Regions from separate parts of the Homo sapiens genome. Here region 2 is linked to region 1. The links are chromatin contacts, found by Hi-C or POLR2A ChIA-PET in ENCODE. All regions are on one chromosome and are shown on one strand. Each heading gives the region's core, a stretch centred on a gene start or an enhancer-like site at or near the end of the contact. The rest is flanking DNA. Distances are from core to core; before and after follow the strand shown. Region 1 holds the start of TLE6 (TLE family member 6, subcortical maternal complex member). Region 2 holds the start of MFSD12 (major facilitator superfamily domain containing 12).

The links. Hi-C counts contacts between places; a loop is a spot of excess contacts on that map. ChIA-PET counts read pairs that join two places held with the same protein, here RNA polymerase II (POLR2A). Pooled maps may share reads with other maps.
Region 2: a pooled map shows a loop between it and region 1 (7-fold over the local background). The contact joins the promoter of MFSD12 here to the promoter of TLE6 in region 1. A Hi-C loop is called at or near these places in 1 of 37 single-sample maps with no recorded cell type and 4 of 50 pooled maps. POLR2A ChIA-PET finds 5 or more read pairs at or near these places in 1 of 52 experiments (WTC11).

What each region holds. Positions count from the first base shown.
Region 1 is chr19:2,975,547-2,981,148 of GRCh38, reverse strand. It overlaps TLE6 (TLE family member 6, subcortical maternal complex member), which reads right to left and starts at 3,585. Exons shown (of 17, transcript NM_001143986.2): 1 at 3,539-3,585; 2 at 2,865-2,951; 3 at 967-1,049. The coding sequence starts at 2,915. RefSeq lists a silencer at 3,554-3,863.
Region 2 is chr19:3,556,115-3,561,749 of GRCh38, reverse strand. MFSD12 (major facilitator superfamily domain containing 12) reads left to right here and starts at 4,164. Exons shown (of 10, transcript NM_174983.5): 1 at 4,164-4,644. The coding sequence starts at 4,347. RefSeq lists an enhancer at 3,325-3,619 and silencers at 3,729-4,278, 4,319-4,388, 4,569-4,738.

The DNA of each region.
Region 1 (5,602 bases), core at 2,336-4,835:
GACTCCAGGTGATCCGCCCACCTCGGCCTCCCAAAGTGCTGGGATTACAACAGGCTTGAGCCACCGCGCCCCGCCACTTTCTTCAATTTTTTTTTTTTTAAACAGAATCTCACCCTGTTGCCCGGGCTAGGGTGCAGTGGTACAATCATGGCTCACTGCAGCCTCCAATTCCTGGGCTCAGATGATCCTCCTGCCTCAGTCTCCTGAGTAGCTGGGACTACAGGTGTGCACCACCACACTCAGCTAGATTTTTTTTATTTTTTAAGAGATGGCATCTCGCTATGTTGCCAAGGCTGGTATTGAACTCCGGGCTCAAGCGATCTTCCTGCCTCTGCCTCCCAAAGTGCTGGGATTACAAGTGCAAGCCACTGCACCCAGCCCATGCAGTACTTTTTTTTTTTTTTTTTTTTAAAGACCGAGTCTCACTCTGTAGCCTTAGGCTTGAGTGTAATGGTGTGATCCTGGCTCACTGCAACCCTCCGCCTCCTGGGTTCAAGAGATTCTCCTGCCTCAGTTTCCCAAGTAGTTGGGATTACAGGCACCCACCACCAAGCCTGGCTGATTTTTGTATTTTTTGTAGAGACGCGGTTTCACCATGTTGGCCAGGCTGATCTTGATCTCCTGACCTCAAGCAATCCGCCCGCCTCCGCCTCCCAAAGTGCTGGGATTACAGGTGCGAGCCACCATACCCAGCCGTTGCAGTATTTTTCAACAATAAAATTGAATGCCAACAAATCCATGTCGAACAGGAAAATCAAAATTTTAATATTTGTTGGTAATTTTGTTTAATCAAAAGCTGGGATGGGTATTGCCGGGTTCTCCATGCTGGGTATCTGCATGGCTTCCTGTTCCTGAGCCTGGCTCTTGGGCCAGCAGCCTCTAGACCACTCACTAGGACCCCCGGGAGAGAGGCCAGGTGGGGCTCCTTCCCAGCGTGAGACCTCCGGCCCCTGGAATTGCTCTCACCTGGGGAACTGCTTGAGCCGATTTAGAATGCCCTGATAATTCAGCGTCGGAGAGCTCTCAGAGTTCGAGATCCCAGGACAAGGCTGGAAAGGTCAAAGCAAGGTTACATAAAACTTACAATGCTCCAACACCCAAGACCCCCGGTCTCCACCTCAACATGGCATAGGCATTAGGTTGGTGCAAAAGTAATTGTGGTTTTTGCTTTTTTTTTTTTTTTTGGAAACCGAGTCTTGCTCTGTCGCCCAGGCTGGAGTGCAGTGGCACAATCTCAGCTCACTGCAAACTCTGCCTCCCGGGTTCAAGCGATTCTCCTGCCTCAGCCTCCCGAGTAGCTGGGATTACATGCGCCCGCGCCCCCCTCCCCCGCCCGCCCCCGGCAACACACCTGGCTTATTTTTGTATTTTTAGTAGAGATGGGGTTTCACCATCTTGGCCAGGCTGGTCTCAACCTCCTGACCTCATGATCTACCCGCCTCGGCCTCCTAAAGTGCTGGAATGACAGGCATGAACCACCGCGCCCGGCCTCTCTTATTTCAGTAAAGAGCATCTTCCATTTTGCACTTTGGCCTAAAGTCTAAAATGTTCACCACATTCTTGTGATGAAAATAGAAGCACAAAATATTTTTAAAAATAAAAGTCCGGGCAAGGTGGCTCATGCCTGTAATCCCAGCACTTTGGGAGGCCGAGGTGAGCAGAACACCTGAGGTCAGGAGTTTGAGACAACCCTGGGCAACTCAGCAAAACCCCGTCTCTACTGAAAATACAAAAATTAGCCGGGCGTGGTGGCGCGCACCTGTAATCCCAGCTACTCGGGAGGCTGAGGCAGGAGAATCACTTGAACCTGGGAGGTGGAGGTTGCAGTGAGCCGAGATCGCGCCACTGCACTCCAGCCTGGGCAACAAGAGCAAGACTCAATAAAATAAAGTCTCTTGGCCAAGTGTGGTGGCTCACACCTATAACCCCAGCACTTTGGGAGGCTGAGGCAGGCAGATCACGAGGTCAGGAGCTCGAGACCAGCCTGGCCAACATGGTGAAACCCAGTCTCTACTAAAAATACAAGAAAAATTTGGTGGTCATGGTGGCAGGTGCTTGTAGTCCCAGCTACTCGGGAGGCGAGGCAGGAGAATCACTTGAACCCGGGAGGCAGAGGTTGCAGTGAGCTGAGATTGCGCCATTGCATTCCAGCCGAGGTGAGTGTGAGACTCCGTCTCAAACATAATAAAATCATAAAGTCTCAAAACAAAATATCCCTCATCTGACTCCTTTACAAAAAAAAACGTCTGCTCAGCCCTGAGAGCCTAAATTTACAAATGGTCATCTCTGGGACGCAAAGTGCAGGGAGCGGGGATTGCTTGTAAAACATCAACCAAATACATGATGTGTTCCTGTGTTTTTATCACATATGTGATTAGATGCTACATTTTTTTTTAGATGGGATCTCACTGTCACCAAGGATGGAGTGCAGTGGCACCATCATAGTTCACTGCAGCCTCAAACTCCTTGGGCTCAAGCCAACCCTCTGCCTCAGCCTCCCAAGTAGCTGCAACTACAGGCCCACGTCACTAGGCCCAGCTGATTCTTCTAGTTTTATTTTTTACAGAGACAGGGTCTCACTACGTTGTCCAGGCTGGTTTCAAACTCCTGGGCTCAAGTGGTCCTCCTGCCTCGGCCTCCAAAAATGTTGAGATTACAGTTGTGAGCCACAGTGTCCAGCCTACACTTAATTTTTTTTAAAAAACACGGCTCCTTGGCACCTGTCTTGAGTGTAGCAGCGACCAGTATTGTCTTCAGCTGCGAGGCCTGGGCGGGGCCAGCCCAGGTCACAGGTGGAAAAGGGGCAGAACCACATTGGGCCCGGGTTTCCCTTGAGGGCTGATCCCACCACATGCCCTCCTCACCGAAGTGCTTTTCGGGGGGCCCTTGGGTCTGGGCTGGTCCCTAGAGGTCATCTTCAAGGCAGTAGCCTCCAAGACTTTAGCCAGAGTCTAAAACAACAAGGAGACGGCAGGTCTTGAGGGACAGAAAATAAGGCAGTGCCAGGGAAGCAAGGCACCCGTTACCCCACCCGCACCTCCCAGTTTGGTAAGTCTCCAGGGACCCAATCCTGCGGTTCTCCCATGCGTTCCCTAGGTCCTGTCCTCACTTATCAATGCCTCCAGCTGCCCAGATTCATGGGGGCGGGGACCCAGAAAGAACTGAGCCTTGCCTCCCAGGCCTCACCCTAGGAGGCTGGGGTGGATAGTGCACATACACTCCCTGCTGGGGGCAGTCAGGGACGGGGGAGCCCAGGGAAGGTCGCCAAAGCTCAACCTTAGTTTTGAGACAATTTCCTAAAGCGCAGGGAGATCACTAGAAAGGGGTTTTGAAGGATGACTAGGAGTTAGCCAGGTGCATTAGGCGGAATTCATCAGACAGAAGAAACGACCTCTCTCCACCTCCATCCCTGCTGCAGCACCCAGCTTCTTCCTTGCCTCAGTCCTGCCCCTCCACGCCCCTGCAGCCCCTTCCCCGGCCGGGAATCCTGGAGTCCCCCCAGCCCCCTAGAACACGCCTGGCAACTCACGTCCCTCACCGGGCGGAAGCTGCGGAGGTCAGCCAAGTTCAGGCCAAGAGGAAACTCCTCCTTCCCCCACCGGGGGCCATTTGACCCATCGGGCCCCGCCTCGTCCCGCCTTGTCCCCGCCCCGTCCCGCCCAGGCCCCACCCAGCCGCCACCTGGACCGCGAAGCAGATCAATGAAGGCGCAGTAGCTGCACGTGGGTTCGGGCTCCGGGGGGGGCAGGCCTCTGGCGGCGCCGGCCAATAGCGAGGCCGTTTACGCACGTGGGTCGCGTACGCCCTCCCTGATTGGTCGGCTCTCCCCGGCCGCCGGCCATGCTGTCACTCAGCGAGCCGGGAGCCTCTGCTTTACCCTTTCGGTCCCGCTGCCGGGAAGGGCGGACTTGCAGAGCTATAGGCAATTTGGGGTCCCAGCGGGGGCGGGGATATTTAGGAGGGCGTGGGGCTTGAGGCTCAGAGGCTGGAACTTGGGCAGGGATAGGTGGCGAGTAGTTGCATTGTTTTACGCATTTTTAGCCTTGTCCGGAAGTGGCTTATGGCTGGAGGTGAGGAGTGGGAGGTGGGTGGGTTCAATCTTTAGCGCTGTCACCCCAATTCTTAGATACGGGCTAATTACATTTTCCTCAATATTAAATAACGTGCAATGCAAACGAAGCTTCAAGTCCTCTTTCTGGAGCCAACTTACTGGGTCCCCTTGATGGTCCCAGCCCCGGGCTATGCATTTATCACCGAATTTTCCCAACTGCTCTTCCAGCCCAGTGACAAAGGCTCTGAGAGCAGAAAGCGGGACAGCAGAGGCCCTGAGGCTGATACAGTATTGCCGGATGCAAGCGCGGGGTGGGAGAGAGTGGTGGGTATTCCAGACGGAGGGAATAGCGGAACCTCTCAGGCAGAGCTGGGCTGGTTACAGGAGCAGCCAGGGAGGCTAACGGGGCTGCGTGCACTCCGAACAGGCCTGGGATGATTTCCGAGAGGTAAGTGGGTTGCTGCAGAGCGAGAGAAACCTGCTGTGTGGGGTCGTGGGGATAGGAGTAAGGGGATTTCGGAGTTTTGTTTTGGCCTATTCAAAATATGAAGCCAAGTCACCATGGCTCACACCTGTGATCCCAGCATTTTGGAAGGCTGAGGTGGGAGGATTGCTTGAGGCCAGGAGTTGGAGACCAGCCTGGGCAACACAGTGACACCGCGTCTCTACAAAAAATTTAAAAATTAGCCAAGTGTGGTGGTCATGCACCTGTAGTCTCAGCTACTGGGGAGGCTGAGGCAGGAGGATGGCGTAAGCCCAGGAGGTTGAGTCTGGAGTGAGCTATGATCGTGCCACTGCACTCCAGTCTGAGCAACAGAGCAAGACTCCATCTCAAAAAAATATATAGCTATAATATATATAAAGTATATATATTATATATATAGTGGTCAAGCTGCAGTTCTGGAGTGAGAGCCCGTTTCTTTCTGTTTGGCCCAGGACCTGGTACTGGCATTAGCAGTTCACTCTGCCAGGGACAGTCTCTCTCAGACAGCCACCGGCTGGCTCCTTACTCCCTCAGCTCCCTACTTAGAAATCACCACGTTGGGCCAGGTGCTGTGGTGCACGCCTGTAATCCCAGCACTTTGGGAGGCAGAGGTGGGTGGATCATCTGAGGTCAGGGGTTCGAGACCAGCCTGGCCAACATGGTGAAACCCCAGCTTGGCCGGGTCACACCTGTAATCCCAGAACTTTGGGAGGCCGAGGCGGGTGGATCACGAGGTCAGGAGATCGAGACCATCCTGGCTAACACGGTGAAACCCCATCTCTAATAAAAAATACAAAAAAATTAGCCGGGCGTGGCGGTGGGTGCCTGTAATCCCAGCTACTGAGGAGGCTGAGGCGGGAGAATGGCGTGAACCCGGGAGGCGGAGCTTGCAGTGAGCCAAGATTGCGCCACTGCACTCCAGACTGGGCGACAGAACAAGACTCTGTCTCAAAAAAAAAAAAAAAAAAAGAAAACCCCAGCTCTACTAAAATACAAAAATTAGCCAGGCATGGTGATAGGCACCTGTAGTCCCAGCTACTCTGGAGGCTTAGGCAGAAGAATCACTT
Region 2 (5,635 bases), core at 2,915-5,414, 580 kb before region 1:
CACCACTGCACTCCAGCCTAGGTGACAGAGCAAGACCCTGTCTCTAAAAATAAAAATTAATAATAAAATAAAATAATAGAGCATGAAGTGGTGTAAGACCTCCTAGGGATCTTGTGGGATGAAAGGAGATGAGGAATGGGAAAAACATTAGTTTTTTTGTTTTTGTTTTGAGACTGAGTCTCACTGTGTCACCCAGGCTGGAGCACAGTGGTGCGATCATAGCTCACTGCAGCCTTCGTTTCCTGGGCTTCAGTGATCCTCCCACAGCAACCTCCGGAGTAGCCAGGACTCCAGGTGTGCACCACCACACCTGGCTAATTTTGTTGTTGTTGTTGAGACAGGGTCTTCCTCCGTCGCCCAGGCTGGAGTGCAGTGGCGCGATCTTGGCTCACTGCAACCTCCACTTTCTGGGTTCAAGCGATTCTCCTGCCTCAGCCTCCGGAGTAGCTGGGTTACAGGCACCCACCACCACGCCTGGCTAATTACTGTAATTTTTTTTTTTTTTTGAGATGGGGTCTTGGTCTGTCCCCCAGGCTAGAGTGCAGCGGCACGATCTCAGCTCACTGCAACCTCCACCTCCCGGATTCAAGCCGTTCTCCTGCCTCAGCCTCCCGAGTAGCTGGGATTATCTGCGCCCGCCACCACGCCCAGCTAATTTTTGTATTTTTAGTAGAGACAGGGTTTCACCATCGTGGCCAGGCTGGTTTCGAACTCCTGACCTCGTGATCCACCCGCCTTGGCCTCCCAAAGCGCTGGGATTACAGGCGTGAGCCACCGCGCCTGGCCCAATTTTTGTATTTTTAGTAGAGACGGGGGTCTCACCATGTTGGCCAGGCTGGTCTCGAACTGCTGACCTCAAGTGACCCCTTCACCTTGGCCTCCCAAAGTGCTGGGATTACAGGCGGGAGCCAGGATCCCTGGTCCCTAGGCTAATATTTCAAAAAGTCATCTTTCATTTCCCTCAGAGGACTCTAAAGGGGAACGTGCCAGGAGGACTCTAAGTGGGAACGTGCCAAACAGAGAGGAAGGAATTGAGGTTCTTATCTCTCCTCAACCCTTTATCTCCCCGAGTCGTCTGCCCCTTATCTCTCCTCCTTCCTTTCTAGGTTCTGTGTCTTGACCTCTTTTACCCCTCCCGCCCATTTTCAGTCTAGTTTTCATAAAACAGTGTGTGACCTGCATCACCGTGGGCAGCCGGGGCCGTGGACCCCTTGGCTGTTTGAGCCTTGGGTTTTGTTTTGTTCTGGTTTTTGAGACGGATCTTCGCTCTGTCGCCCAGGCTGGAGTGCAGTGGTGCGATCTCAGCTCACTGCAACCTCAGCCCTCCCAGGTTCAAGAGATTCTCCTGCCTCAGCCTCCCAAGTAGCTGGGATTACAGGCACAGCCACCACGCCCAGCTATTTTTGTATTTTTAGTAGAGATGGGTTTTCACCATGTTGGGCAGGCTGGTCTCGAACTCCTGAGCTCAAGTGATCTGCCCACCTTGGCCTCCTAAAATGTTGGGATTACAGGCTTGAGCCACCGCACCTGGCCTAATTTTTAAAATTTTTTATAGAGATAGGGTTTCAGCACATTGCCCAGGCTGGTCTTGGACTCCTGGGATCAAACAATCCTCTCACCTCGGCCTCCCAAAGTGCTGGGATTACAGGCATGAGCCACCATGGCAGGCCAATTATATAACTCCTGTACCCGTTCTAGATCAGGGGAGACCCAAGCTCCAAGAGGTTAAAAGACTTGTCCCAGGCTGGGCGCAGTGGCTCACGCCTGTAATCCCGGCACTTTGGGAGGCCGAGGCGGGCAGATCACAAGGTCAGGAGATCGAGACCATCCTGGCTCACACGGTGAAACCCCCGTCTCTACTAAGAATACAAAAAATTAGCCGGGCACGATGGCGGGCGCCTGTAGTCCCAACTGCTCCGGAGGCTGAGGCAGGAGAATGGCGTGAACCCGGGAGGTGGAGCTTGCAGTGAGTTGAGATCGCGCCAGGGCACTCCAGCCTGGGCGAGAGAGCCAGACTCCGTCTCAAAAAAAAAAAAAAATAAAATAAAAATAAAATTACAAAAATTAGCCGGGCGTGTTGGCGGGCACCTGTAATCCCAGCTACTCAGCAGGCTGAGGAAGGAGAATCTCTTGAACCCAGGAGGCGGAGGTTGCAGTGTTCTGAGATCGTGCCACCGCACTCCAGCCTGGGCGACAGAGCCAGACTCCGTCTCAAAAAAAAAAAGACTTGTCCCAAGTGGAGCAGCAGAGAATCAGTGGAACCAAGTCTGGATCCAACGATTCTCCTTCCATACTGCAAGGACCTTTTGTTTTGTTTTGTTTTGTTTTAGAGCTGGGGTCTTGCTGTTGCCCAGGTTGGAGTGCAGTGGTGCAATCATACCTCACTGCAGACTGCAAGGCCAAATATACTGCTGTAGGCCGGGCGCGGTGGCTCGTGACTGTAATCCCAACACTTTGGGAGGCCAAGGCGGGTGGGTCACTTCAGTTCAGGAGTTTGAGACCAGCCTGGCCAATATGGGGAAACCCCGTCTCTACTAAAAATACAAAAATTAGCTGGGCGTGGTGGTGGGTGCTCGTAGTCCCAGCTACTCGGGAGGCTGAGGCAGGAGAATCGCTGGAACTCGGGAGGCAGAGGCTGCAGTGAGCTGAGATTGCAACACAGCACTCCAGCCTGGGTGACAGACGGAGACTCCATCTCAAAAAGAGAGAGAGAGAGAGAAAGAAAGAAAGAAAACTGCTGGAGACCCGCCCGATGCAGAGGCTCATGTTTGTAATCCCAGAGCTTCTGGAGGCCAGGGTGGGAGGCTTGCTTGAGACCAGGAGTTTGAGGTCAACCTAAGCATCATAGTGAGACCCTGTCTCTCCAAAATTAAAAATACAAAAGTTAGCCACATGTGGTGATGCGTGCCTGTAGTCCCAGCTACCTGGGAGGCTGAGACAGGAGGATTACTTGAGCCCTGAAGATTGAGGCTGTAGTGAGCCATGATTGCACCAATGCACTGCAGCCTGGGCCACAGAGCAAGACCGTTTCTTTCTTTCTTTCTTTCTTTTTTGAGGCGGCGTTTCACTCTTGTTATCCAGGCTGGAGTGCAATGGCGCGGTCTTGGCTCACTGCAACCTCTGCCTCCTGGGTCAAGCGATTCTCCTGCCTCAGCCTCCAAAGTAGCTGGGATTACAGGCACCTGTCACCACGCTCGGCTAATTTTTGTATTTTTAATAGAGACGGGTTTCACCTTGTTGGCCAGGCTGGTCTCAAACTCCTGACCTCAGGTGATCCGCCCGCCTCGGCCTCCCAAAGTGCTGGGATTACAGGCGTGAGTCACCGCGCCCGTCTCAAGACCCTGTTTCTGAAATAAATAAAAAGAGGAAAGAAGAGAAAATGCTGCTGGAAGGAGTAGGGCCTGAGTTAGGGGGAACCGCACACACCCCCTGGAGGAACTTGAAACCCTCAGTCCGGTGACCCGTTTGTGGGAGGACGTTGGTTGGACGGGGAGGGTCGCGCGCACAGGCCTGGGAGTCACAGACGCCTGACTCACTGCGAGCCTCGGGCAACTCTGTTCCTCGCCTGTAAAATGAGAGTGAAATTTGCGTCACCACGTGGGGCTCTTTGCAGGCAACGCTCGTTAAAGGCCAGCTGGTACTATTATGTTGATTACCCCCATCATTACCGTTAGTAACCAATTAATTAGTGTTGTTGCGTCCTCTCCGCGCCCGATCGCGTCTCTCTAGGCCGGGGAGTCAGCGGACCCCGAGGCCAGCTCGGGCTCAGACCTCCCCCCAACCCCAAATCCAGAGCCCGTCCCACTCGCTCCACCCCGGCCCGCAGTGGGCTGTCCAGCTCCGGGTGGACTGGGGTGGTGCGGGCCTGGAGGCCGGGTCTGGGTGGGAGCCGGCGGTGCCCTCTGGTCCATTTCCTTCCCCAGTCTATGGGGGTGCCGGCCACTCCTGCGGCGCGCTCGGGGTTCGCCCTCATACCCGGCGGGCGCTAGGACCGCGTGGGCGCCCGTCGTAGAGGCGGAACGAGCCCTGCGGCCACGCCCCTCTCCTCTCTCCTTGGCGATTGGCTGCGGTTCCCCGGGGCGCGGCTCCGATTGGCTCAGGCACCGGAACCTCCCCGCCCTGCCCCGCCCGGCGCAGTCGCCCGGCTCTGGGGCCCGGCGGCTGCAGAGTCGAGCGTGGGGCGGACGCGGCGGACGTGGGTGAGGGCGCGGCCGTAAGAGAGCGGGACGCGGGGTGCCCGGCGCGTGGTGGGGGTCCCCGGCGCCTGCCCCCACGGCACCCAAGAAGGCCTGGCCAGGGTACCCTCCGCGGAGCCCGGGGGTGGGGGGCGCGGGCCCGGCGCCGCGATGGGCCCGGGACCCCCAGCGGCCGGAGCGGCGCCGTCCCCGCGGCCGCTGTCCCTGGTGGCGCGGCTGAGCTACGCCGTGGGCCACTTCCTCAACGACCTGTGCGCGTCCATGTGGTTCACCTACCTGCTGCTCTACCTGCACTCGGTGCGCGCCTACAGCTCCCGCGGCGCGGGGCTGCTGCTGCTGCTGGGCCAGGTGGCCGACGGGCTGTGCACACCGCTCGTGGGCTACGAGGCCGACCGCGCCGCCAGCTGCTGCGCCCGCTACGGCCCGCGCAAGGCCTGGCACCTGGTCGGTAAGCGTCCCGGCCCCGCCACCTGTCGGGCAGCCCCTCCGAGACTCCGCGACCCGGGCGCCTCCTCCCTCTGACTCACCACCCGCCGTCTGCCTGCCTCAGGATCGGAGTCTCCCCTCGGTCTGTCTGTCCCGTGGCCCGAGCTTCCCTGCACTGTCTGTCCACGGCCTTAACCTCCCCTATGTATCTGTCTGCCCTATGAGCTGAGTTTTCACCCCTCTGTCTGTCCCCTGGCCCGAACCTCCCCTGTCTGTCTGTCTGTGCCCATGGCCTGAGCTTCCTCCATCAGTCCCACCACCCAGCCCCCTCTCTCTGCCTGCCTGGGACCTAAGTCTCCCCTGTTTGTCTGCCCCATGAGCTGAGTTTTCACCCCTCTGGCTGTTCCGTGGCCTGAGCCTCCCCCGTCTGTCTGACTACCCAGTGGCCCCTCTGTGGTGTCACTCCTGAGCCTCCCCTGCCTGTCCCACCATCCAGCATCCCCCGTCTTTCTGCCCCATGGCCTGAGCCTCCCCCGTCTGACTGTGCTGTGCCTCCCCCATCTGTCTGACTGTGCAGTGCCTCCCCCATCTGTCCAACTGTGCAGGGCTTCTCTATCTGCCTGAGCCATGAGCCTCCCCCATCTGTCTGTTTAACTGCCCCGTATCCCCTCTGTCTGTCCCTTGGTCCAGCCTCCCCTGTCTGCCTCAGAGCTGCTGTCTGACCTGCGGGGCCCTCACCATCTGACTACATGACTTTCTAGTGGGAATGCCTTTGTTTGTCTGAGCCCCCGGGCCACCCTGAACCCTCTGGAGGGTTGGTGGTGACTGCTCAGCGCCTCCTTTGTCAGTCTGTCTAGCCTGAGCTCGTCTATTAGGGTGACCAACTGGGACAGCTATGGCTGAGGGACAGTCAGGCCCCCTAGAGCCTCCTCTCTCTCTGTGTGTTCTGCCAGGGCAACCTGGTGCGTCAGCAGTTTGAGGGTGCTGCTCCGGGAGTTGAGAGTTGGGAGCCG